4 separate regions of the Mus musculus genome follow, and regions 1, 2 and 4 are each linked to region 3. A link is a loop called in an ENCODE intact Hi-C map of the cell type or tissue named here. Cell type or tissue: heart. All regions are shown on one strand. Links, peaks and the distances in the headings refer to the core of each region. The heading gives the core; the rest is flanking DNA.

Region 1 (5,000 bases), core at 1-5,000, 180 kb after region 3:
AAACACACCAGCCATTTTTACTCTTACCTAGGTCACCAGAGATAAGTGGGGAGGCAAGCTATAAGAGGAGCGAGGGCCGGGACCCTGACATCTTGAGGACTGCTGCTGCTATTCTGTACCTATCTTTTCTGCCCTTACCTTCAACCCTGGGGCTCCAAAAAGCAAAGATCAAACAGCATTCCTGCCGCTCCCCAGCTGACACCTAGGCCTACTGACTGTCATCAGATCATACTGCGTACAGGCTTGCACACATGTGTGGTGTGGTGTGTGTGGTGTGTGTGTGTATGTCTGTCTGTCTGTCTCATTCTTCCTGTATTTGTAAAAATACATTAGATGACATTTTCAAGCTCAACTCAATCCAAAAAAAAAGTCAAAAGTCTCACCAGAGACATTCATCAATAATTAAAATAAAAAGAAGAGTAGAAGGGGTTTTGATTTCTAGTAAGTCAGAGATTTGTTTAAGTTGCAGTTTTGTTTTGTTGTGTGTTTTGCAGACAGGGTCTTACTATGTGGCCCTAGAGAGCTGGACTGAGAGATACCCATTTAAGACTACTCTTTGGGGCTAGAGAGATGGCTGTGTGGTTAAGAACATTGGCTGTTCTTCCAGAGAACCCAAGTTCAAATCCCAGCATCCACATGGCAGCTCACAGTGGTCTGTAACTCTGGCTCCTGAGGCTCTGTGCCCTCGAAGCCATTGAGGAAGAGAACACCAATGCTCATAAAAATAATAAACCTTTAAAAAAGAAAAAAAACCCTAGTCTTTAAAAAACGTGTAATAAAAGACAATTTCTGTCTGGAGGTTCATGCAAGACAAATATCACTAGCTTGGGATAATTAGAGAGAGAGAGAGAGAGAGAGAGAGAGAGAGATGAAATGCTGGACTGAGCCATCACCACAACTAAATTATACTGCTCTTCTGACAAGCCCTAAGGGGCACACACAGAACAAGCTCCTGTGACTCAACTGAGGACACCTCAGAGGTGCCAGCACAGGTACACAATCGAGCGCTCTGGCTGGGGCATTTAAGATGATCAAGCTGATTCTGTAATCTTATTAACACCACTCCTCTACTAAGCTGCCCTGAGTCTTAGCCTGAAGGAGTCAGGCCTGAGTCCTGCCCTGGGGGAAGTAACATCCAATTTTGCCTCTCAGCACCCCCCAATATCACTGGTCACAGTGCCCACACTGGATGGAGCCAGGTCCAGATAACCTTGGCCAGCACAGACCTATTTGGCAGTGGAGGAGGCTAACACGGTAACCAAGCAATACCAGTTCCTCCTGAGCACAGCTAGAGGGCAGAGTGCTGGCTGAAACAGCTAGCCTTGCCTTCTGAGGATATTTGGGCAAATGCCCCTATGGACTGAAGGCCATGAGAAATTTTTTGTCCTTACGCACATATACAATGAGCTGAGAGATCTCCAGGCGGTCAGAAAGTTGGCTTCTCTGCCACTCGCTGTTGCTGACACCACTCAGTAACTCAAAGACACTGGAGTGGTCTTGAATCCCCAACTCCCCAATTGTCCTGTACTCAGAAATAACCAAAAGCTTTAGCTGCTGCCAAAAAAGAAAACAGAAAGAAAAACCGCAGGAACACACCAAATCCATGTCCAGCTCCTTTGCCCCTTGGAACAAAACCCATTGGAGACACACACAAAGAAGGGAGGCAAGACAAAGGAAAGGCCAGGTCACACTTGACAAGGAGCTTTCTTGTCGTTTCCAAAACAGAACTGTCCTCCATTAAAGCGCTCTTGTTGCTCGGATGTTGGTGCGGGAAAGGAGGGGCTCACAACTCTCAAACAAAAGCAGGGCCTGGCGGGTGGGGAGGCCTGGGCAGGCTCTGTCTCCCTGCACCTTGTATGCCTTTGAATGCCCGCAGATCTAGGTCCAGGGCTGGCAGCTGTCTGTTATTATCTCAGCAACTCCAAGGGCCCCGGACCAGGGAGTGTGTCCCGAGCAGGTGAACACCATCTGCCTGGCTCTGGTGAGATGTTCCTCTTCGTGCCTGCTGCTGCCCGCCAGCTGTATGGCCCAGAGGAGTCACAGGGAGTCTACGCACCCTCCCAGGACAGTACTTTAACCCTAGTCAAAGGTCCCTCTCCCTTGGTCATCACCTGGCATTTAAAAACACTGGTCACCTCTGAAAGAAAAATTTTAAGGTTTTCTGTCAGGGAGGATGTGCAGAGTGTGGGACATAAGAAAACAAGAGCCCACTGACACACCTTCCCAGAGGCTAATTTTAAGAAGGGTTTTTAATTGATCTATAAAGAAAAAATTCTACCTGCCTTTTAAAAAGCACTCCCTGCATTAGCTAAAACATTCCCAACACACCCTAGCCCATTTCCTCCCTCCCTGGCCCTCCCAGTTTTAATGGGGGTAAGTGGCTCCCTGATGCAATCTACAAGGCCGGGTGGATCCAGACCACAGGGAGGGAAGAAGCCGGGTGGGAAGCAGGTCTGCTGGGTCGGGTTCACAAGGGGTGACTCTGAAGGTCTGCAGTTCTGGCTCTGCCTTTTCACTCCCCTTCCCTCTCCTCCTTCCCTCCACTATTTTATAGGTTCCTGCATTTTTGCTGCTGGGCTACTAAACAACTGTAGGTGGTATCCTACACCACATGACAAGCCAGTGACCCACCCTGCTCTAAGAGGCCGACTTATGGGTCTCACCAAGGAGAAAGGTTTTGGTGGATAGGTAGGATAAGCCTGCCTGCCTGCCCTTGGGTCTGGATTTGAGGATGGGGGTGATGGCACCTACAGGAAGCATCATGTGTCCTCATTCTTGGAAGGAGTATGCAGAAGGGATACACCCCTAGTGCCATTTCTCTGGGGCTCTCAAGCAATAAGAATTCTGCAGCTGGACATACTGCTTCCTGGGGTGAGGAAGGTCAGGCAAAGGCGGTCCCTGAGTAGAGAGCTGGTTGTCCCAGAAGGGGGCAGCAAAGTGAAGGTCTGATCATGGGCAGCCACCAAGCTCCAGAGTCTGAGATAGGACCAGGCTACATGCGACACACGGCAGCTCAAATGCCCACGGAAAGGGCTCTCTTTTCCTGAACAAAAGCCAGAAAGGATGAGCCCAAAATGCCAGAGGCAGCTCCTGAAGAACCCTGGGTGCTGGTGTGCTCTTGGGACTCCCTAACTCGCAGGACCTGTTGTGGAGCTTAGCTTGTAAAGACAGAGGAGCTTGCAAAGAGCTTGTGGAAACAATGGCAGGAAGCCGCTGGCCACACAGGTCCCTAATCAGAAGTGAGTCAGCCAGCCACAGGGCTGAGCCATCCTGGCTTCTATCCTCCATCACCATTGGGAAGAGAGGCAAAGAGAGGCCACTCACTGCACTGAAGGAACAGGCCTTCTGCACCCGGAGCCCACATTGTAGTCAAGTTCTAAGGTCTTCAAGTGGAGGACAAGCTAAATTCCTGTCAGCACACAAGCCGTACCAGTAAGGCAACTTGGTGGGTAAGAACACGTGCTGTGTAAGCATGAAGACACACACAAAAAGCTGGGCATGGCCACCTGTGCCCTACTATAGCACTGGAGAGTACAGACAGGTAGATCCTGAGAGCTTTGTATCTTACCAGCCCAACCAACAACCAACCAACCAACCATACACACAACCAACCAACAACCCAACCATACAAACAAACAAAAACTGTGACAAGAAGGGACAAATTTGCTGGGTGTGGTGGCGCATGCTTTTAATCCCAGCATTCGAGAGGCAGAGGCAGGTGGATTTCTGAGTTCGAGGCCAGCCTGGTCTACAAAGTGAGTTCCAGGACAGCCAGGGCTATACAGAGAAATGAGAAACCCTGTCTCGAAAACCAAAAAAAAAAAAAAAAAAGGAAGGGACAAACTTAAGGTCATGAAATCCCCCAGCCCAGAGCAGGGGCTAAAGGGGCTAACATGGAGCATGTGTCCAGTCCCCCTAGACCCCTGCATAGTGACACATCTCAGTGAGTCCCTCTGTGTGCAAGGAAGCCCCACTGACAACTGATCCTCACAGTGCTAGAAACTTTCGCCAATAAGCTGCTGCCGCCTTTGACTTAGTTCAAACCTCCTAGCCCATGCCAGGGGCTGCTTGTAGCTCCCACCTTGTTGTGGGAGACACAGAGCCTTATAACACTACACCCTGTGGGAGCTATTAGACTGTGAGTCTCCCCTCTGGTGCCAGGTGATGGATCCAACTTCCTGAAAATATGCATCCTCCTTGAATCTACTTCAGAAAGGCAGGCCTAGGTGGGAGGCTAGGGAGGGGCTGGGATGGGAAGGAACATCCTGTCTGCATCAGAGCAGGGAGGTGGCTCTGGAGCCACTCATGTGCACTTCAGCCTTTCCCCCCTCCTCAAGCAGGAAGTGTTCACTGGACGAACAAACATGCATCTGGGGTCACACTAGGGTTAGGGCAGTGGAGCCAACTCTGATTTGTGGAAATGAGCCATCCAAGACAATGGGTCTACAAGCCACAGAAATCAGCTCCAGATGCAGGCCAGAGACAGCGGCCTAGGGACCTGCAGGGTAATCAATCCTGCTGATGGTTTATTCTCCAGAGGAAGATCTGGGGGAGGGGGCTGTACCGCGTGGCTCCAGCACAATGGGAGGCAGCTGGGAGCACAGCCCCAGGACGCTCCTCTAAAGCCTGAGAATCCGGTCGGCTGTTCTGCCTCTGGCCTTCCTATCTTCAGCTAGAACCCGGGAGGGAGCAAGGGACACACCGCACTCAACCGTATGCCTGTGCCCTGGAGTCAATGTCCAAGGCCTCACATGGAAAGTGTAAAGTGTGAGGTCTTAGGCAGCCCTCCCTCTGCAAACATCACCTCTGCCCTGTGTCTGGAGTGGATGCTGCTTAGGTTCAGAGAGCTGGGCTTTCCGAAACTCCAGAGCAGGGAGTGGGAGGGCCTTTACTTTTAGACCTAGGAGGCAACCAAGTGGCTGAGATGGGAGACAGAGGGAACCAAGGCAGACAGGCAACAAGGAACTGAGCTGGAGCCAGTAGCCAGGTCTCCCTGATGA
Region 2 (6,168 bases), core at 502-5,501, 97 kb after region 3:
TTATTTGCCAGAGACCAGACCTTAGGCTTTCATTCCCCCTCCCAAAGCCACCTGTCATTGCACACCTACCTCAAGGTCTTTATTGTTCATAGTGTATCCCCTGTACAAAACACCTGCTCATCCTTCAGATCTAGTCAGTTCCAGAGCTAGAGAGTTGAAAAACTGAGGGCGCCTTAGAGACGATCCAGTCTAACATCCTTGTATCACATATGGGGACGCTGAGGCCTGAAACGTCTCAGGTTTTGGATTTCAGGAGGAATGCTGGGGTAGACTGTCCTTCTGAGAACAGAGTTATTAACAGCAGAGGCAGATATTATGGCGGGAGTTCCAAAGAAGGCTCAGGCTCATGAAGCTAAGTGGGGGTTCCTCTTACAGGCTTCAGAGAGAAAAGGGAGGTCTCAGGTCTTGTAGCTGATGAGTAGGCCATGATACCCAGTGGCAGTCAGGTTGTCTGATTCCCAGGAGGCAGGAGAAGGGAGAAAGGTCCATCCCTCAGTTAACCTGCGTCCATAATATGTAGCCCTGATTAGGATCCTCAGTAAACTTCCTTTGGGGATGTGAGAATTAGAGTCACAGACAGTCACAGTATGGAGCCTGCCTGACACCTGACAGCCATCACAGAAGCTGTGAGGGTAGAGAGAGAAAGGCTGCAGCAGGTGAGCATGGCCTGAGAAGTCCCTAGTGGAAATCTAACAGTCAACCGTGAGCAGGGACTCAAATTCATGCTCATTGCCCCTAACATCCCAAGCCCTCCCTGTGTCTTCTATGGGAAGCCTTCTCTGAATACCACGGCTACCACCCAGCTTGCCTGCTTGCCTGTTGTCTCCTCACCCCCTGCCTCTGAGACAGGGTCTCATGTAGCTCAGACTGACCTCACTCCTAGTTGGCCAAGGTTGGCTTTGAGTCTTTGATTCTCCGGCCTCTAGCTTCTAAGTGCTGGGATTAAAAGAGTACGCCACCACACCCAATTTTGTGTATGCATTTCCAAAATGTAAATTACTAGGGAAATTAGTAAATTATTATTACTTCATTACAATTTAAAAGATAAAATTATTAGATTGAAATATGCTGTTTTGCGTGGCGGTGTCGCACACCTTTAATCCCAGCACTCAGAAGGCAGAGGCAGGTGGATTTCTAAGTTTGAGGCCAGCCTACAGAGGGGAGTTCCAAGATAGCCGGGGCTATACAGAGAAATCCTATCTTGAAAATCCAAAGAGAGAGAGAGAGAAAAAAAGAGCTGTTTTGTAAGACTTACCAAATTTTGTAATACCGCGTAATTTTCTGTTACCACAGGTGATTACAGAGCCACTACATACTGAACAGAACTACTGTAAAATGAACGAAGGCTTAGAAAGGGAAGAGAAAGCCATTGGGCTCCAGAGTAACAGCAACACGCCCTATTTACCTGTCTGTATCGTACCAAGTTAGTGTGCTCTTTTGAGGGCAAGGACTATGCCTTGCTCACTCACAAATCCTCATTGGCTTATAGGGCCTGGTGTATAACAGGTATTCAATGGATATCTGTTGAGTGAAATAATCATTAGGTTTGGCGTTAAACATTACAAATAACTTGGTCCATTTTATAGATGGCAAAATAAAGGCACAAGGTTAAGGGACTTAGACTATATCCACATAGCTAACAGGCTGATTTCAGGTCCTTGGATCTATTTGCTTCCATTATAAGGACTTCTTTCTCACCACTGACTAGTCAGGGAAGGCTTCCCATAGCAGGGGCACTGAGCAGGGCAGGGCGGGGCAGGGCCAGATAGATATGGCCACTCTGGACTCCTCACCTGGCTCTCAGGTGGTTGCTTCCCACTCAGCAGGCTCCTGTCATTTCTGGCTCGGGCTGTTTCCCATCTTTCCAGGTCTCGGTAGTAGAGGTCAAAAACACAGGGCGAGCAGCCACTGCCGCAGCACTGGGAGGGCAAGGGCTCCACAGGCTTCAACCGCAGCCAAGCCTCAGAATCCTCCTCCTCCTCCGTCTCAGCCATTGTCAGTGGGGCTTGGGCAATAGGGGGTGGGAGGGGGGAGGACACAAGTGAATAAGCCAGGCCTCTCTTTGCTGTCCGCCTGGGAGAAAGAAGATGTGGGGGTTGTACTCTGTTCTCTCTCTCACACTCTCCCCAAGGCCCACCAGGCTATAGGGACAGGGATGGCTTAACCAGAGGATCTGCTGTCATTTGGGGGCATGCTTACTGCTTATAACTATTGGGGTTTTGTGTGTGTGTAAATCTAAGCAGAGGCGGGGAATTTGGATTCAGAAGGCCTCTCCTACTGTGCAGGAGCTCTTTGACTTTGGTGTGTTTCTGAGGCTGGGCCACCAGTGAGAATGAAGTTGGTGTCTCACTCTTTCTGTATTCTGCCAAACACCTGGCATACAGGAAGCTCCCATGGCCTGGTGAGTGTTCGTTCCCTCTATAGTCCGGGAGCTGGGTACAGGATTTGGTGTTGTAAGGCAGAAGGCACAGGACACGGTCCCTGTCCTTGTTAAGACCTAGCACGGTGTTATACTCATCCAGTCACTCCATCTGTACTGTGCATCAGATAACTGAGTGAATGGTGCCTCTCTTTATGGCAATTACTCTTAGCATTTGGGAAGGAGATGTACTAAGACAAATGAAAATGCTTTAACTGTAAACTGCTGGGTAGTCTGAGTGTTAGTCATATTGTCCTCTGCCTCTTTTGCATTCATGGGGGTTAAATAGTCCTATTGTCTCAGTCGTTTTGGAAACTGGTAGACAAGGTGGCCACTTCATGCACAATTTTAAAGATGAAGTTCCTTCCCATCTGGGAGGCACAATCCCTGTTGCAGCCTCGCCCTGGATGCTTATCCCTACTCTTCAGGCCTTGGCTGAAAGGTCATCTCCTCTCAGAGACCTTCTCAAGTGTTCCCCTTGTCATTACCAAGCACCTTATTTGTTCTACTATGTATTCATTTGTTAACCTAAAGTGTGTGTCACGCAACTGCTCTAGAAGCCAGGGAGAGTTCACGGGCCGGTCACTAAACAATGCAACTCTGACAGTGGTCAAACAAGAGAAAAGACCTAAGGGACAGGAAGCATGTGTGTGTTGCCACCGTTCACGTCGTGCACTCATGTACTCACTCGGTGGTCCCTCAACCTATGCCCACCCGATGCTTACTTAGCACAGTCCTCACTCTGACCCCCGCAGCGAGCCTGCCAGAAGCCAGTGCACTGGACCCGCCTCCGGGAATCGGAAAACTTAGCAGCAGCAGAGCAAAAGTAACTCGCGTTCGGCGCCGGGCGAGCCGCAGTGCCAGCAGTCGGCCGCCAAGCTGGCATAGAAAGAGGTACCCGGGCCACTCGCAGGCTCTGGGAAGCCGCAGCCAGGAAAGTGTGGGCAACGCTGAGAAGGGCGGAAAGGATGGCAGTTCCAGAACTCATGAGGCGTCGGACCCGCTAAGGCATTTTAACTCCTAATTTTACAGCGAGGAGACCGGGCCCTCTCACGTTCTAAATGCCTAAGGGTCAAAGGCGTGCAAAGTACAGATCTGAGGTCCCTACGCTCCTCCGCGCCGGCCGCGAGCTCCACCACCGCGCTCACCTACCTACCAGCAAGTTTCTTCACGTGTGGCACTTCAGAAACCCCAAGCAAAGAGCACCTTCCAGGTTCCACCAATAAGGATGGGAACTGCCTGAGGGGCGGGGACAAAGCAAGCATATTCTAATTGTGATTGGGTGAAGTGTCTGTCATTCGCAAAAACCCGTCATTGCGCTCCGCCCCTTTGGCTCCCAGCAGTCCCTGCACGGGCAAAGATGGCGGCGTCCAGGTAGAGGTTTTGTAGAAACGGAGTCGGTATGGCCTTGGCGTCCGGGCCCGCTCTGCGGGCACTCGCTGGCTCTGGAAGGCTCGGCCTCGGAGGTTACGGGACTCCGAAACGTGGGGCGTATGAGTGGGGCGTGCGCTCCACGCGGAAGCCCGAGCCTCGCCCCCTGGACAGGGTGTACGAGATCCCCGGTCTGGAGCCCATTACCTACGAGGGCAAGAAGCACTTCGTCCCGTGGCTGGCGAGGCCGATCTTCCCGCCGTGGGAGCGCGGCTGGAATGACCCACGCTTCCACCGTGCCGCCCCGATCCACGAACAGACTCTGTACAAGGAAGAACCCTGCTACATCTTCCACCAGCGTTGCCGACTCCTGGAGGGTGAGGTCTCAGGACAAACGGGAGGAGACGCTGTCCCAGGCTCAGCAGTGACCCCGAGCCTGGGGAAGTTTCTTCCTCTGGAAGTAGAATAGAGTAACACCCGGCTTCCAAGAGTTGTCAGATCAAGGTGTTTGTGAAAGGGAGCAATGGAGAATGTGTGCAGAGAGGAGGGGATTTGTCTCCATGCGTGGAGAGGTGATAATAAAGCAGGTCTACAACGCTCCTTTTCTGGGGGTGTCTTTTGTTAAAATAGGCCTGGGATATGTTTTCAAAGAAAGGATTTGCACCCAAAAGTCTACCCACTTAATAACAGGTCAGAATGTCTTGAGCCTTTTCCTGAGTTGGAGGCCAGCCTAATCTACAGAGTGAATGAGTTCGAAGACAGTCAGGGCTACACAGAGAAACCCTGTGGGGAGGCGGGGGAGATACATCAATGTCTCAAAGTCATTCTGTTTCTTAAGAGGAGTGTCAGGAACTGTTTTCCAGAGTTGAACCCTCTCAGGATCAGGATGAGGATAGGGAAGATCCTAAAACCAAAAACAACTGAAGTCTGTGGGAGCAGAGATTCCAAAGGATAACTAGGAAATACAGAGACCCAACAAGGTTTGGAGCCAAATTAAGAGAATCAGTCATAAGTTTGGAAAAATCGATAGCCATAGGCCAGCCTCCTAAAAGGCCCACTTCTATGCCTGCAAGCTGATATTTTTGGCCATTAACCATTTTCTGTGAACTCAGGAGGTGCTGTGAAGGATCTCACAGACACGACCCCTTTGCATTACCCTGACAACGAATGCCTAGTGGATGGATGTGTTTCAGAAGTTAGGATTGCACCTGGAGATGGTGGTGCATGCCTTTAATCCCAGCCCTCAGGAGGCAGAAGCAGGAAGATCTCTGTGAGTTCAAGTCAGCCTGGTCTACTGAGTGAGTTCCAGGATAGCCAGGGCTACACAGAGAAACCGTGCTTTAGGAAAAAAGATCAGAAGTTAAGATTGCATTCATTGAACCAGTCTGAAAATGTATTTTCTATCCTACACTTTCTCAATGTACAGAGAGGTCTTATAAAATCCCAATAAACCCTTGTGAGATATGGCCCTGAGAAGCAGACTGGGGTTATAGAGAGACTGTGGACTTTATGGTAGACAGTCTCAGGTTCTCCTCTTACCTGTATTACCTTAAAGATAGGCAACTTGAAGCAAACTCAGTCTGTCCAAGTTTCCCCCTTCATGTCAGAATCCCATCTAACTTGTAGGTAAGTTCATGGCACAGGAGGTGACATTCAGTAAATGGCAGCTCTAAATACTTTATATTTTGTTAGGTGCTAGAGAGCCATAAAACATGGCTTGAGATTGCTAGCAGAAAAACATCACAGAGCTGGGATTTTATTTGAAGGGCTGGTATCCACTGAACTAGTCTCACAGCTTTGATTTCTCTGTGGGGAGTCAGCAGGGAACTCAGCTGTCTTGAGCATGGTTTGAACTCCTCCTGTTTTTAAGCACTCATTCCCCGTATTCTGCTCTTACCACCTGGAAGTTTCGGTTTTCAGATATCTCAAAAACAAAACCAGAGTCCCTTGAGGCAGCCTTTTCTCTGGTGCTCCCTGACAGGCATAAACATCTCTTCCTGAGCCCTCCCCTCCCCTCTCCTCTCTCTCTCTCTCTCTTCTTTTGGTTGTCCCACAGGGATGAAGCAGGCTCTCTGGCTTACTAAGACCAAGTTAATAGAAGGCCTCCCCAAGAAAGTGCTTAGTCTTGTTGATGATCCAGCTAATCACATAGAGAACCAAGAACAGCGTGTTTTGGATATCATCTCCCATGCCCGGCTTTGGCACTCCACTGAGGACATCCCCAAGAGAGAGACTTACTGGTAAGTTTCCTCCAGATAAGATAACTGAGGAGTGTTGGGAGTTATATGTTGCTTTAAGTCTCCAAATATCTCTTCTTTCCTCCAAGCCCACTCATTGTGGACAGCCTCATACAGCTGTGTAAATCCCAGATTCTCAAG
Region 3 (6,168 bases), core at 652-5,651:
AAACCCTTCTGTTCTCATGTCACATGTATTCTATTACTCTATCTTGCTCACCTTTCCTGTAGGTCTCCTCCCTGCTCTTATTTGTGTGTGTGTGTGTGTGTGTGTGTGTGTGTGTGTGTGTGTGTGTGTGTGTGTGTGTGTGTGTGTGTGAAGTGACAGCTACAAGAATCATCACCAATAATAATAGTTGCTTCAGGTAAGTTCTCAGCAGAGAGCCTTCCAGGGACCTGCAGAAGTCATCCTATCAGGGAAGAGTCATCTTTAAAAACGCCCTCCAGTTCAGAGACACCCAAACCATGGTGACATCAAATCTTTTCTTTGCTCCCCTCCTAGCATTGAACCCAGAAAGCAAAACTAATGCTAGCAGGCTGGGAGCCTGGAGATAGGGTACAGGTGAACCGTCATTTCACCCTTGGCTTCTAAGCTAGAAGCAGACCCCATGTTCTCCCCCAAGGGAAGGAGATAACGTTTTAATGGGGATTATCTTTATGGCATGGCTATATTGCAATTTTATGTGAAACACTGTACACGTGCCAAGTGTGGTGAGGAACGTCCATGATGTGAACATCAAGATAAACACTACCAGAGCCCTCAAAGCTTCTAGGTCCTTCCTGACCTTCGGCTGCCCTCTCCCAGGGTAATAGACATCCAAGATAAGATGTTTGTTTGTTTCTTTCTTTCTTTTGTTCCCTTCCTTCCTTCCTTCCTTCTTCCTGTCTTTGTTTTCTTTTCCTTCTTTTGGTTTTTTGAGACATAGTTTCTCTGTGTATCCCTGGCTGTCCTGGAACTCACTCTGTAGACCAGGCTGGCCTCGAACTCAGAGATCTGCCTGCCTCTGCCTCCTGGGTGCTGAGATTAAAGGGGTGTGCCATCATGCCCGGCTCGAAGATATTTAATTTTCAATTATGAAAGCTACTTTACTTTTTTACTTTTTGTCTGCCAATTTTGTTTACTAAGAAGTCCTTAGTTTAACTATATCAAAATTACAGAAAAATCACATAACAGTATAGAAGCTTTCCCATCTTCTTCCCCCATGTTCCTGATCCCTAGCGTTGAATGGAAGCGTGAGGATCAGCCTTAAGGCGGCAGCTTCTGGGAAGGATGGAGGGAGGTGTGTTTGCGGAGGGTGTAAAGGGACTTAAATTTCATAATGCTTTATTTTATGAGGAATGGTAAAATTATAATCTCATTAAGTAGTGGTTTACTCTCTGTACCTTTTTGTGTGTTTGAAATTTTTTTAAAAAGAAGTTTTCTTTCTCTCAGGAAAAAAAAAAAAGTTGAGTTTTCTCCTCTGGGAAGTGGGGAACTGTTCGTGTAATTTTTTTTTACTGTTGAAGTAAGCATGGCTTTATGGCTTCTCTGCTCTGTGCATAAATTAGGACACTTGAGTGAGCTGTGAGGGTGATCCGCCTTAGCACTCACCGTTTTCATTCCTCTCTCCTGTTTCACCTCTCATGGGGGATGTGCCATGGTGCCCGGCACGGTGAGATGAAAAGTTGCACTTTTCCTAATAGATGCAACTCCCCAGATCTGCAGTAAGCAGGCCTGCCTCTAAGCAATTACCCCTCATTTGGGGCCATCAGACACACTGCTTTGGTTCAGGTCATAATCAATAATTCATATGTCAATAGGAGAGCCATTAGCTCAGGTGGAGGCAGATGTCTTTCTAATGAAAGGGTTCCATTTTCCAAATAACTGTTCTTTTTTGCAGAGAGTTGTGGTTATAGAAGACATAAAAAGATGGAAAACTATGTTGGAGCTTCCTGATCAAACCAAAGAAAACCTAGTTGCTGCCTTACAAGAATTAAAGAAGAAAATGCCCTCGAGGGAGGTGTTGAGATCCACAAGGATAGGTATGCTCCTGGCCTCTGAGATGTACTTCCAGAGTGTCTCCCTTCTTCCTGTACACCATGAGTTACCTGACCCATCTGTGCTTTCCACACTTGCTGGAGGGGACCGTTGTTTAGAACACTGTACTAGCCTCAGGCTGGGGATTTATAGTAAAAAATAGTGACATATGTAAAATATAGTAATATATAGTAAAAACAATTTTTAAACTGAAGTGAAGTACACAAAACACAGTCCTCAATCTTTTAAACTTTCTGCTTTCATTTTCTTGTGTGTTGGGGATGGGCTTGGGTGTGTGTTTGCCACAATGTGCACATGGCAGTCAGAGCACACGTTAGTGGATGTTTGTTCTTCCCCTCCAACATGTGAGTCCTGGGATCTAACTCAAGTTGTCAGGCCACCTTACTATATCTCTCCCACCTTTTGATTAGAGTTAGCGGAGTTGCTAGCATAAGATAACTATTATTATATAAGGTTTTAAAAGCATATGTCCAATATCTGTGCTTACCATATAGACTACATACAGGTAACATTTGGAGTGTGCTTGATGCTGACTGTGCAAAATGATTAAGACTTGGTTGTGACCTTGAGGAGCTGAGGGTTTGGTAGAGAGGCGGTGGTGTAGACATACAGCAGTGGTACCCCACTGTAGCTATAAATAAGCACATGTGACCCTCTGTCCACTGGATCTGGAGAGTCTGCATGCAATCGGAAAGGATAGGGCAGTCACTACAATCTGGGGACTTCAGAAAGGCTTCATAGAGGAGGTGGTGATTCAGTTAAATCCTGAAAGAAACTCAGCTTAATCTGCCATCAGTGGCAATAACTGGCGAAGCCTTGTTTATAAAACAAAACGATAGCAACATTTGCCACCATGTCATTTATTATAGCTTTGGAGAGATTTCAGAGGTGAGGGAGGGAGTGCGTTGAGTTGCCGTTTTAGTACAGCACACAACTGTGGATAATATGCACGGGAAGAACAACATGTGTTCCTCGAGCTGCTCTCAGCTCCCCGGGGAGTCCAGGGCAGTCCTTCACAGCTGCTGCTCCTGCCCTCCCCAGTGCAGCCATCGCCTCCTCTGCCTCCCCTTGACCTCTGAGCAGCATCACCCTGTCACTAACAGCTGGGAAGAGCTTTACAGAGTCCCCAGGGAGCCCCCAAGAGTCTTAGAGTTGCACCCCTGTAATATAAACCAGAATCTGAGGAAATTAGATGCTTAAAGAATATAAAACCCTATCATTATAGCCAAGGAGATGCTACCCATCTGCTGCAGGATTTGCTGTCTTTATAGGTTGTGGACGCTAGAGGGCAATGTGACCATTCACATGAGCCTGTAAGGTCTTTCCACCAGTAGAGGGTACTAGTGTTTAATATTTTGTGATGTGTTTATTGATGCATATATGTATGTATGTGATCCTGTTTAGACATATACCACAGATGCCATATGTGATCAGATCTTAAATCTCAACATAATAAGCTAGGATTGTCCTAAAAGATGGAACAGGGGAGGATTTTGAAAAACCATTTGTTTGACCGCCGAGTATGGTGAGTGTTTTCAAGAATGGGTGTGTCAGGTATCTAGAGAATACAGCTAAGGGCCGGAATAGAACTACCAAGAGGTTTGACTTAGCAGGAATTGGAACCCGTCCAACTTTTGAACCCTGACCTTATTGAGCCTTCCTTAAACTTGAAATTGCATGGACTGCTGAGGGTTCTTGGTTCCTTTACAGTTATATCAGATAAAAAGCTTATTTGGATCACTTCCTGAGAATGTTTATGCTTCAACTTTTAGCCTTCCTGCCTCCCTACCTTGTGGGATGTAAGCACCAAGTATCTACGGAGTGTCTTCTGTGTGCTGGGAGCTATGGGGTATAAGGGAGACAGGAATTGCTCCCTTCTTTCTGGAGCTTTACATCTGACGGAAACGTAGGCAGTTTAATAAGACAGTGCTCTGACGATGGGGAGAAGTTAGCCAAGTGTGTGGAAGCAGGGAAGAGCGTGTTGAGGAATGTGTCAGGCAGAGGATGCGTCCTGGAAGCTGAGTGGAGGCTGGAGGTGCGGGAGAGAACATGGTCGTGTTCCAAGAGCTCTGAGTTGTTAGGTGTATTTAAAATGTAATATGCCAGAGAGTATGGCAAGAAATGCAGCTGAGAGACGGTCTGAACCAGATGGAGACGGCTTTTCATAAGCAATCTGACAATATATTAGTTATCTATTACTATATAAAACTTCCCTAAAATGTAGCTGCTTAAGTATTGTTTCTCATAGTTTCCCTGATGGTCAGCAATTCAGGAGCCAGTGTATTGGAGTGGTTCCGGCTCAGAGTGGGTTTGGTTTGGTGTGATGTGGTAGGGGCTCTTACAGTTAGTGATTCTCTTATCTCCATCTCCTAAAAACTGTGATCAGAGGCGTACCCCACCCCTCCTTGTCTTTGAAAAGCTTGTTATCGGACTGTTGCTTAGAGCTTCAGTCATCCGAGGGCCTTCCTAGAGGCACACTTTAGAGGCTTGCTCAGAGAAGGCCCTTAGTTCCTTGTCACATAGACCTGTCATTATGGCTGCGCCTCACAGCAGCTGAAGTCCCCAGAGCCAGAGATACAAAAAGAACAAGAAAATAAAACAACAACCGATACAGAAGCCAAAATTTATTGTTTGTTTGTTTCTTTGGTTGGTTTTTATGAAACTGAGTTTCATTGTGTACTCCAGCTTGGCCTGAAACTCACTATGTATCCAAGCTGGCCTCAAACTTGTGATTGTCTTACCTCAGATTCTCAAGTGCTGGGGTCACAGGCCTGAGCTGCCACTCCTGGCTTATCCCCATTCTCTCTTCTCTAGTCCCTCCTGAGAGCCTACAGGAAGAACGGTGCTAACCCTGTTCTTCATAGTTCTATGCCATAGTCTTTATCCTGTTGTCTCTCTTGGCATTCTAGGTAATTTCTTCCAAACTACCAATTCTCTCTTCTGCTGATTCTAACTCATTCATGAGCTCGTTATTTCTTTTTTTTTTTTTTTTTTGTCTTTCAAGACAGCCCTGGCTGTCCTGGAACTCCAGAGCTCTTTATTTCAAAGCCATTTTCATTTTTTCATATTTCCTATTTCCTCTAGAACCATAGAACATCCCAGAGGAAATGTCCAAAAAGATATTGGATGCAGCCTTTAATCCCAGCAGTCAGGAGGAAGAGTCTAGGAAATCTGTTAGTCAAGGGCAGCCAGGGCTACACAGAGAAACCCTGTTTCACAAGACAAAACAAACCAAACAGAAAAGGTATTGGATGGATAAAGCTGAAACTAAAGAAAAAGATTATAACCATTTCAGTGGGAATTATTTATTATTATTAACATATAGGTAGTGAGGAGACAGAAATAGATAAGCCTTTGCAGGGTAACTGTAAGGAAAACAAGGAGCCAAGTCCAAAATTCTGATGCACTCAGATATATTTAAGGGGTTTAGAGGACCATACTGAGAAACAGAAGAGAATGTTGTCATTGGAATTAAAGGAAAGAGGCAGGGTTTTGAGGGAGGTACGGTCAGTCATATCTGAGGTTATCACTGTGTCAAATAAGCTTAGTCTAAAAATGGAATAGGTTATAAAAAAAGTGATTAGTAATTTTAGTACAGTCTCAGAAGCAAGGTTGGGGGCAGGAGCTTGAGGAGCAAAGGAGGGGCGCAGAAAAGAAAAATGCTTCTGAGAAGGAGAAGGAGTGACAGGAAGAGAAAGAGGAAGAGGAAGGAAATGGATGGGAACAGGGTTTTAAGGGATGTTGAACACTAATGAGAAGGATCCAGTCGAGTGGGAGGAGTTAGCATCGTAGGAAGCTTACAGGGCGAGGTCTCTGTTAAACTAATGAGCAGTGTGACAATCAGCAAGGGCCTTGGAATAATTCACTCACTTGACACATATCAAGGACCTTAACTTGCGCCTTATGCTGAATGCCAGAGAGTGATGCCTGGTCTGTGTTGGTAAGATCCTCAGGTCTTGCTTAGAAAGGAAGCATGTGACTGTATACTTACAGTTGACCTTTGAAAAGACGCAAGTCAGGCCGAGCACTGGAGCCCGTGGGGGTGCAACGGCACTCTTCTCTCTCCGTGGAGTGGGAAGGGTTTTCACAGACACGTGCTTTCCGTAGGTCGGAATGAGCTCCTGTTCGTTTCAGGCCGAGGCCTGAGGAAGGAAGGGAAAACCTGAAGTCCCGAAACAGCGCACTAGAGCATGAATGGCTGGGGAGGGTGGCAGCAGCAGGTCTAGGTGGGCCTGCCTGGGAAGAAATCAGACAGCTGTACAGTCAGCCGCGTCTGGACTTTATGGCCAGCGTCGTCGT
Region 4 (6,168 bases), core at 579-5,578, 460 kb after region 3:
TTTTAATTGTCAGTTTGATATAATCAAGAATCACAAGGAAAGAAAGTTTCAAAGAGAGATTGCCTAGGTCACATGCATGTCTGTGAGGGATTATCTTGATATTATCAGTTGAGTCATAAATCCCCACCCACTGTGGGTAGTTTCATTCCCTAGGCAAGAGATCCTGAACTGCCCCAAGAATGGAAAAAGCGAGCTGAGCGCCTGACTACATGCATTCTTTGCTCTCTGCTCCTTGACTATGAATGTCATGTGACCACTAGTCTAAAGCTTCTATTCTGTGACTTCTCCACCACTATGTAGGGTCTCCTTGTAGCTCTGGCTGTCCTGAAACTCACTATGTAGACCAAGCTGAGCTCAACTCACAGAGATCTGCCTGCCTCTGCCTCCAAAGTGCTGGGATTAAAGGCATGCAACGGGAAACCAAACCTAGACATGGGCCAATGCCAGGGTTGGGTGGTTGGGGAAGAGCTACCTCCGTGGGCTGTAGGTGTTGGGTGGCTAGAGGGTGCTGCATTATGCTGCCTAAGGGGAGGGCAGAACTCAATGGTGGTCTCACCGAGTGGCTCTGCTTCCCACTGGCCTGAAGGTAGCGAACATCATTACTTACCAGAAGAATCAGGAAATGGTGGAAATGAAAGAAGAAAAGGAGGCAACCGTGAAGATGATGATGGTAAAGAGCTGTAGGCGGGCCTGTGGGACTGGGGTGGAGTTCTGAGGGTGACAGCTGGGTGAGTTGGGAAGAGGACAGGAACAGGAGGCAGGCACTTCAGATTTGAGGCTCAGTTCTGTCCACCTCTCGCTGCTCACACCCGACAAGAGGGAGTATGGACAAGTTGTTGCCCTTCTCTGAGCCCCACTCTTGCCATCTTACAAATGGGTGCGTTTATGCCCGCATCTTTGCCTGTGGGAGGACTTAACCCAGTGGCTAGTTCATTGCAGCAGAGAACGGTTATCATGAACCCATTCTCTCACCTCTCCATGCAGAAAGCCCTCTTGATGGGCAACTTCAGAGGGTTCCCTAAAACAGTCTCCTCTTAGTTACTCATTAGGAGGAGACTGGGCCCCAATAGCCATGGAGGCTTACATAGTTGTAGTCAGTTTTATGATCCTTAAAGAGAGGGAAAGGAGTTACAGAGCTAACTCAACCAGCAGCGTTTGCCTCACAAGAAAGACTTCCTGAGTTTGAGCCCCAGAACACACATAAAAACCACTCGTGGTGACATTCATAATCCCAGTGTTGAGGACACAGATACAGGCTTTCTGGCCAATCAGACTAGACCAACTGACCAGCTTTGGATCCTAGCAAGAGCCCTTGCCTCAAAAACCAAGGTTCATAGCTCCTGAATAATACCTCTGGCCCCTGCATGTGCACATGAACACACACACACACACACACACACACACACACACACACACACACACATCTTGCATACACATCTGCCCATATATGATACACAAAAAATGGCGAAAGTCCCGTCCTTTGATATATTTAACTTTCACTAGCATTAGTCGAACATCTACTATGTGTAGGTATTAAATATGAAGTGAAAAAATTAGGACATTTGGGAATTTTAATTGGACAGCTTTCAAAGGCCATGCCTGGCGCTTCTTGCTTGGGTCAGTTCCATGGTTTAGTGGTCTGTCACCAGAAGGGCACCATGGGAATTATTCTCCTGGTGCTCTCCATATGGAATGCGCAGATCAGGGCATAGACTGTTTAGAGTGGTCTTGAACTGAGGGCTTGACATTGATCTGGGCAGAAAGCTGGCTCTCCTAACTGCCCAGTGGGGGAGTGTTCCCAGGCCAAGGGCCTGCATGGCCTGCTGTCAGAGCCCGGAAGTCAGCCCCCAAGCTGGCTCTCACTGGCTCTATGGTCCCCATCCAGAGACAGATTCAGGAGGAGCCGCTGGATTCCCTTTTGAGTCCTGCTCGACGGCAGGCTATGGAGATCCTGGCACAGCTGAGGTATCCCTGTCCTTTCTCTTCCACACTCTGCCCCTTCTCACACCCCTGTCCACTCCGAGCCTTTCCCTCTCCCCCTGCCCAGTTCCCTGTGGACCCTGATACTTCCACACCCGTTGCTCACACCCCACCTTCTCCTGTGGATCTAATCTCGGGTGACCCTCCCTAAGTCAGGTGTCCCCTTCCCCATGCTGCATCCTCTGCCCCCCCCCTCACTCCACACCTGGCATCCTGTCTCTCTCAGTCACACCAAGCCTATCCTGAGCGTGCGGGAGAGGGTGGAGCTGGTGAACACCTGTGTGCGGAGCGTGTTCTCACTGCCCTCCGTGCAGGCCATGCAGGAGAAGGACGAGTCCAAGGCCGAAGTCATCCAGGTGAGCTGGACCCTCCTGGTTCGGCTTTAGGTTTGGGGACATCCTCAGAAGGGACAAGGTTCAGGGGTGAGTGGGGGCTTTCTATAGATGGTCTCCCTTACTCCTTGGCTGAGTGGCCCGGAGCACCTCACGTCACCTGCGACAGTCTGAACAGATACTTGATAGCTATTCAGCAGAAGGGTGAACTGTTGCAGTAATGGCTTCCTTAGGAGGGCCCTGTCCTGTATCAGGGATATAGATAGATGCTGTAAGGCCGTAGGAAGTGGGCAGGATAAGAGGGTAGTACTGAGGACTGTGCTCTATGGAAGAAGACTGGGGGAAACTGGGCAGAGACCTGGAGAACAGAGCCTCAAAGGGGGTTTGGTGAGCATCTTTAAGTCTCTGCAGAATCATTCCTGGAGGTACCACAGCAGGGGATACTAAGGTATAAGATGCAAGGAGAGCTAGGGTCAAGCGGGATGTTGAGTGAGAGGGGGGGTCCAGCTGTTCGGCTACCCTTTCTCTCAGCAGGTATTAGCCATGTTCCTCTCCAGGTCACTACGGTAGTCTCGCAGTAGTGTGACGGTGGAGGAGATGGATGCCATCAAAGAACCCAGTACCCAAAAATCTCCGCAGTAGTCAGTGCTGCAAGCATAAACCATGGGGTATCAAAAAGAGTATGGGATGAGGAACATGGCCTAGGGTGGATGGAGCACGTGGTTTCCTGGAAGAGGGTGGCAGAGAACCTGTACAGAACCCATGCCAACTGCCAGGATGATAAGTGATGTGACTGAAGACTGGAGGGTGGGGGGACAGGGACTCTGACAGGCGTGCTGTATAATAGGTAGGGGTGAGGCCACACAGACAGATAAGATAGCGTCTGGGTTCTGGATTCTCAAGCTGGTGGCCTGAGAGGGCCCAAAGTCATGGCCAGAATCCTTGCTGTGGAAGGAACTGGCAGCCCCTTGTAGTTACAAGTCGTGCCAGCAGAGGGCGGTGGTGTCTAACAAGCTCCCAGCAGCTCTGTCCTCCTGTCCACAGATCCTTTACTACCAGACCTTGGATTCCTTGCAGAAACTTCTGAATGCCCTCTTTATTGAAGACCCCACTCCTACTGGGCTGAAGAGCATCCTGGAGGTGCGGCGTGGGGGGTGGGGGGGTGGGGACGACACGGGGCAAGCAGGGAAAGGGAGAAGGAAGTAGGAAAATGGCTTCATACAAGTGGGAGGTGGGCTCTGAAGGAGTGGCGTCATCCTGAGCCAGTGCCCTGCTTCCATGTTGTATTTTACGCTGTTATTTAGTTTTGGTGACGCTGAGGGTTGGACCCAAACCCTTGTACCTGCGAGGCAAGCCCTCTACCTCTGAGCCACAGCAGAGTCCTGTTCCCTCTTTCCTTGTTTATCTGTATACACAGTCACACTGAATTGCCCAGCACTGCCTTGAACTTTTGATCCTATTATCTCAGCTTCCTGAGTCACTGTCTGCAATTCCCCTACAGCCACTGCTCTTGCCCCACCCCTTTCTCCATTGTTATCCATGTCTCTTCTCTCTTCATTGACCCCGTCCCTTCCTTTGCTCTGAGTCCCCTTCTCAGCTCAAACCCCACCTGTCATTGATCCTCAGGAAGAGAAGGAAGACGGTGGCAAATTGCCTTCTTTCTTCTTCTGGAAGCTTCTTGCAGATTACTGACTTACCCACAGACAGCAGGGGCTGGCAGACAATGGTAGCAGAATCTCTCCCTTGTCCCCACAGCCCCTAGGGCCCTGGATGAACTCTGGGAAGGCCCACGAGCGGGCTCGGGCTGTGAACAGCAACGTCTCTGTGTTGAACCACACACTTGTGACCCTGCCATTCTTAGTGAGTGTTCCTGGGTGTGACCCTGCCATTCTTAGTGGGTGTTCGGGGGTGGGGGCATTCCGGTGACTTCTCAGTTGATCTTCTGCAGCTGGGCAGGTCTTCTTGCCCTGCACTATGTAGCTATAGACTCCCTCCCTGTGATTGTGACACTCACAGATATCCTCGGGCTTCCCAACACTGGGTCTTCTGCTGGGGAGGCTCCTTCTTCGAATCGGGGATCCTGATGAGGAGATCGGACGGGAGGCTCTGGACGGCATCACCATCCTCTACACCATCCTGGATCTCCAGAAACGTATGCCCAAGTCAGGTCCCTAGCCACTGCACAGCTAGGGAGGGGAGCATGGTGGTACGGCTGGGCAGTTGGAGGCAGGCAGAATGGGTCAGATGGGGATTAGGAGCTGATGGGAAACTCCTATCTCCATGGAACCAGGAGCAGAGGTACAAACTAGCCATTGTTTTTCATGTTTGTTTGTTTTTAAGCTCTGGCCCCTGACTTTTAATCCTCCTGACTTAGCGTCTCAGGTACTGGGACTACAGGCATGTACTGCCCTGTTAGACAACAACTCTATCACGACAGGAGCTGTCCTTCAGTTGGCTAAGCTTTCCCATATTGTTCCAACCTTGATTTCTCCTTCTAATGTACCATGTGCACCTAGGTATGATGGCCCTGATGTCTTCTTCCTTTGTCTGTCTTTCCTACTAGACTGTAATGCCATGAGGGTAAGGCAGGATTCTCTGTTCTTTCTGAGTCTAGCCATGGGCTGGCATATGGTCTTATTCAGTGAATATGCATAGGACCTAATGAAGACCAGGTCCTACATTAGAGTCTGGAGCCTGTAAGTGAAAGCACAGCCTGAGGTTAGGTTTCAGGGAGCTCATGAGATGGTTTCCAGGCTGCCTTCAACCTCCTGCCGTTCTTTCTCCTTAGTCCCGATTCTATATCAACCAGGAAACCTTGGCTGGTTTCCTAGTTTCTCCTGACTCTGAAGGCAGAGTGGCCTGCATGTCACACCTGGTTTTGGCTCTCGACTTTCCCAGCTTGAGTGACCTCTTCTGTATATTTTTCTAGATTTTCTCATCTGTTACAGGATTATGGTTGAGTGCTTTTTGAAATATTAAATGGTATTCTTCAAACGAGTTCATGGGAAGAGATCAGCTCAGGGTCCCATGTCATAGGTGCTTGTCGAATAGAACTCTCTTCTCTTCGTGCCCCCCACTTTCTGGGATATGTCTGGGGTCCCTATTCTTTCTCATTGCTAGCATGTGGGGCAATGTTTCCTAAGAGATTTCTCCACTGGCCTGGAGGCATGCATGTCTTTTAAACAGGTGGGTGAAAAGTAGGCTACAGTGTGTCTTTTTTTGGGGGGTGGGGGTTATATTTGAGACAGGGTTTCTCTGTGTAGCCCTCAGTAGACCAGGCTGGCCTCAGAAATCCACCTGCCTCCACCTCCCAAATGCTGGGATTATGGGGTTAAAGGTGTGTGCCACCACTGCCCGGGTCTTTTTAATGTATATAAATACACTGTAGCGATCTTCAGACACACCAGAAGAGGTCCCGTTACATTTGGTTAGGAGCCACCATGTGGTTGCTGGGAATTGAACTCAGGACCTCTGGAAGAACAGTTACTGCTCTTAACCACTGAGCTATCTCTCTAGCTTCGGTAGGCTATAATGTTGATTAGCCCTAGGACAGGGAGAGTATAGTCCAAAGCGAGGCTGCCAATGGTGGCTGGAGATGTGAGACACCCAGATTAATTGAATCCACATTTGGCGGACACGGAGTCATTTTTAATATTTTTGAGTATGATCTGTCCTGCTGCTATTCAGGTTGAGCTGAGTGCCTTGTACTTCTTGGGAGAGCCCCAGGCCACAGTGACGCTGGAGGAGAAGGGCATTAGCTTGGGATGGCCATCTGTGGAAAGTGAAGGGCTGTGACTGGAGCTGGCTCTGCCTGTTCACAGAGCACCAATTCCCTTCCTGCTACCGGAGCATGCTC

Evidence for each region. Hi-C counts contacts between places; a loop is a spot of excess contacts. Peaks named below come from ENCODE experiments on the same cell type or tissue, not always from the same donor. Only the 100,000 strongest peaks of a DNase experiment are listed, where the experiment ranks them.
Region 1: a loop joins it to region 3, with 6 times the contacts of the local background. A loop is called at or near these places in 12 of 42 quality-filtered maps.
Region 2: it touches region 3 in a loop (3-fold over the local background); 15 of 42 quality-filtered maps call a loop at or near these places.
Region 4: a loop joins it to region 3, with 5 times the contacts of the local background. A loop is called at or near these places in 3 of 42 quality-filtered maps.

The regions. Positions count from the first base shown.
Region 1 is chr4:106,986,095-106,991,094 of GRCm38, reverse strand. The region is part of intron 4 of Ssbp3 (single-stranded DNA binding protein 3); the gene reads right to left. Among named protein-coding and RNA genes, the nearest start is that of Gm12786, 39 kb to the left of the region's middle. In heart, for the core only: CTCF peaks have their summits at 1,294 and 2,925 (motif pointing right); DNase peaks (open chromatin) are centred at 2,944, 3,214 and 4,334; H3K4me3 peaks cover 598 bases; H3K27ac peaks cover 3,201 bases.
Region 2 is chr4:107,064,449-107,070,616 of GRCm38, reverse strand. It overlaps Mrpl37 (mitochondrial ribosomal protein L37), which reads left to right and starts at 3,751. Exons shown (of 7, transcript NM_025500.2): 1 at 3,751-4,167; 2 at 5,847-6,030; 3 at 6,117-6,168. The coding sequence starts at 3,822. It overlaps Cyb5rl (cytochrome b5 reductase-like), which reads right to left and starts at 3,623. Exons shown (of 7, transcript NM_001346552.2): 1 at 3,572-3,623; 2 at 1,794-2,005. The coding sequence starts at 1,994. In heart, for the core only: a CTCF peak has its summit at 3,301; a DNase peak (open chromatin) is centred at 3,706; H3K4me3 peaks cover 2,107 bases; H3K27ac peaks cover 1,448 bases; H3K27me3 peaks cover 740 bases.
Region 3 is chr4:107,161,233-107,167,400 of GRCm38, reverse strand. It overlaps Tceanc2 (transcription elongation factor A (SII) N-terminal and central domain containing 2), which reads left to right. Exons shown (of 5, transcript NM_025617.2): 3 at 1,712-1,853. Among named protein-coding and RNA genes, the nearest start is that of Tceanc2, 14 kb to the left of the region's middle. In heart, for the core only: no CTCF peak of the experiment used is centred there; a DNase peak (open chromatin) is centred at 2,990.
Region 4 is chr4:106,705,755-106,711,922 of GRCm38, reverse strand. Mroh7 (maestro heat-like repeat family member 7) reads left to right here. Exons shown (of 24, transcript NM_001126487.1): 5 at 587-670; 6 at 1,886-1,965; 7 at 2,207-2,336; 8 at 3,357-3,452; 9 at 4,068-4,172; 10 at 4,329-4,464. Among named protein-coding and RNA genes, the nearest start is that of Mroh7, 19 kb to the left of the region's middle. In heart, for the core only: a CTCF peak has its summit at 3,284 (motif pointing right); a DNase peak (open chromatin) is centred at 3,272; H3K4me3 peaks cover 399 bases; H3K27ac peaks cover 891 bases; H3K27me3 peaks cover 1,790 bases.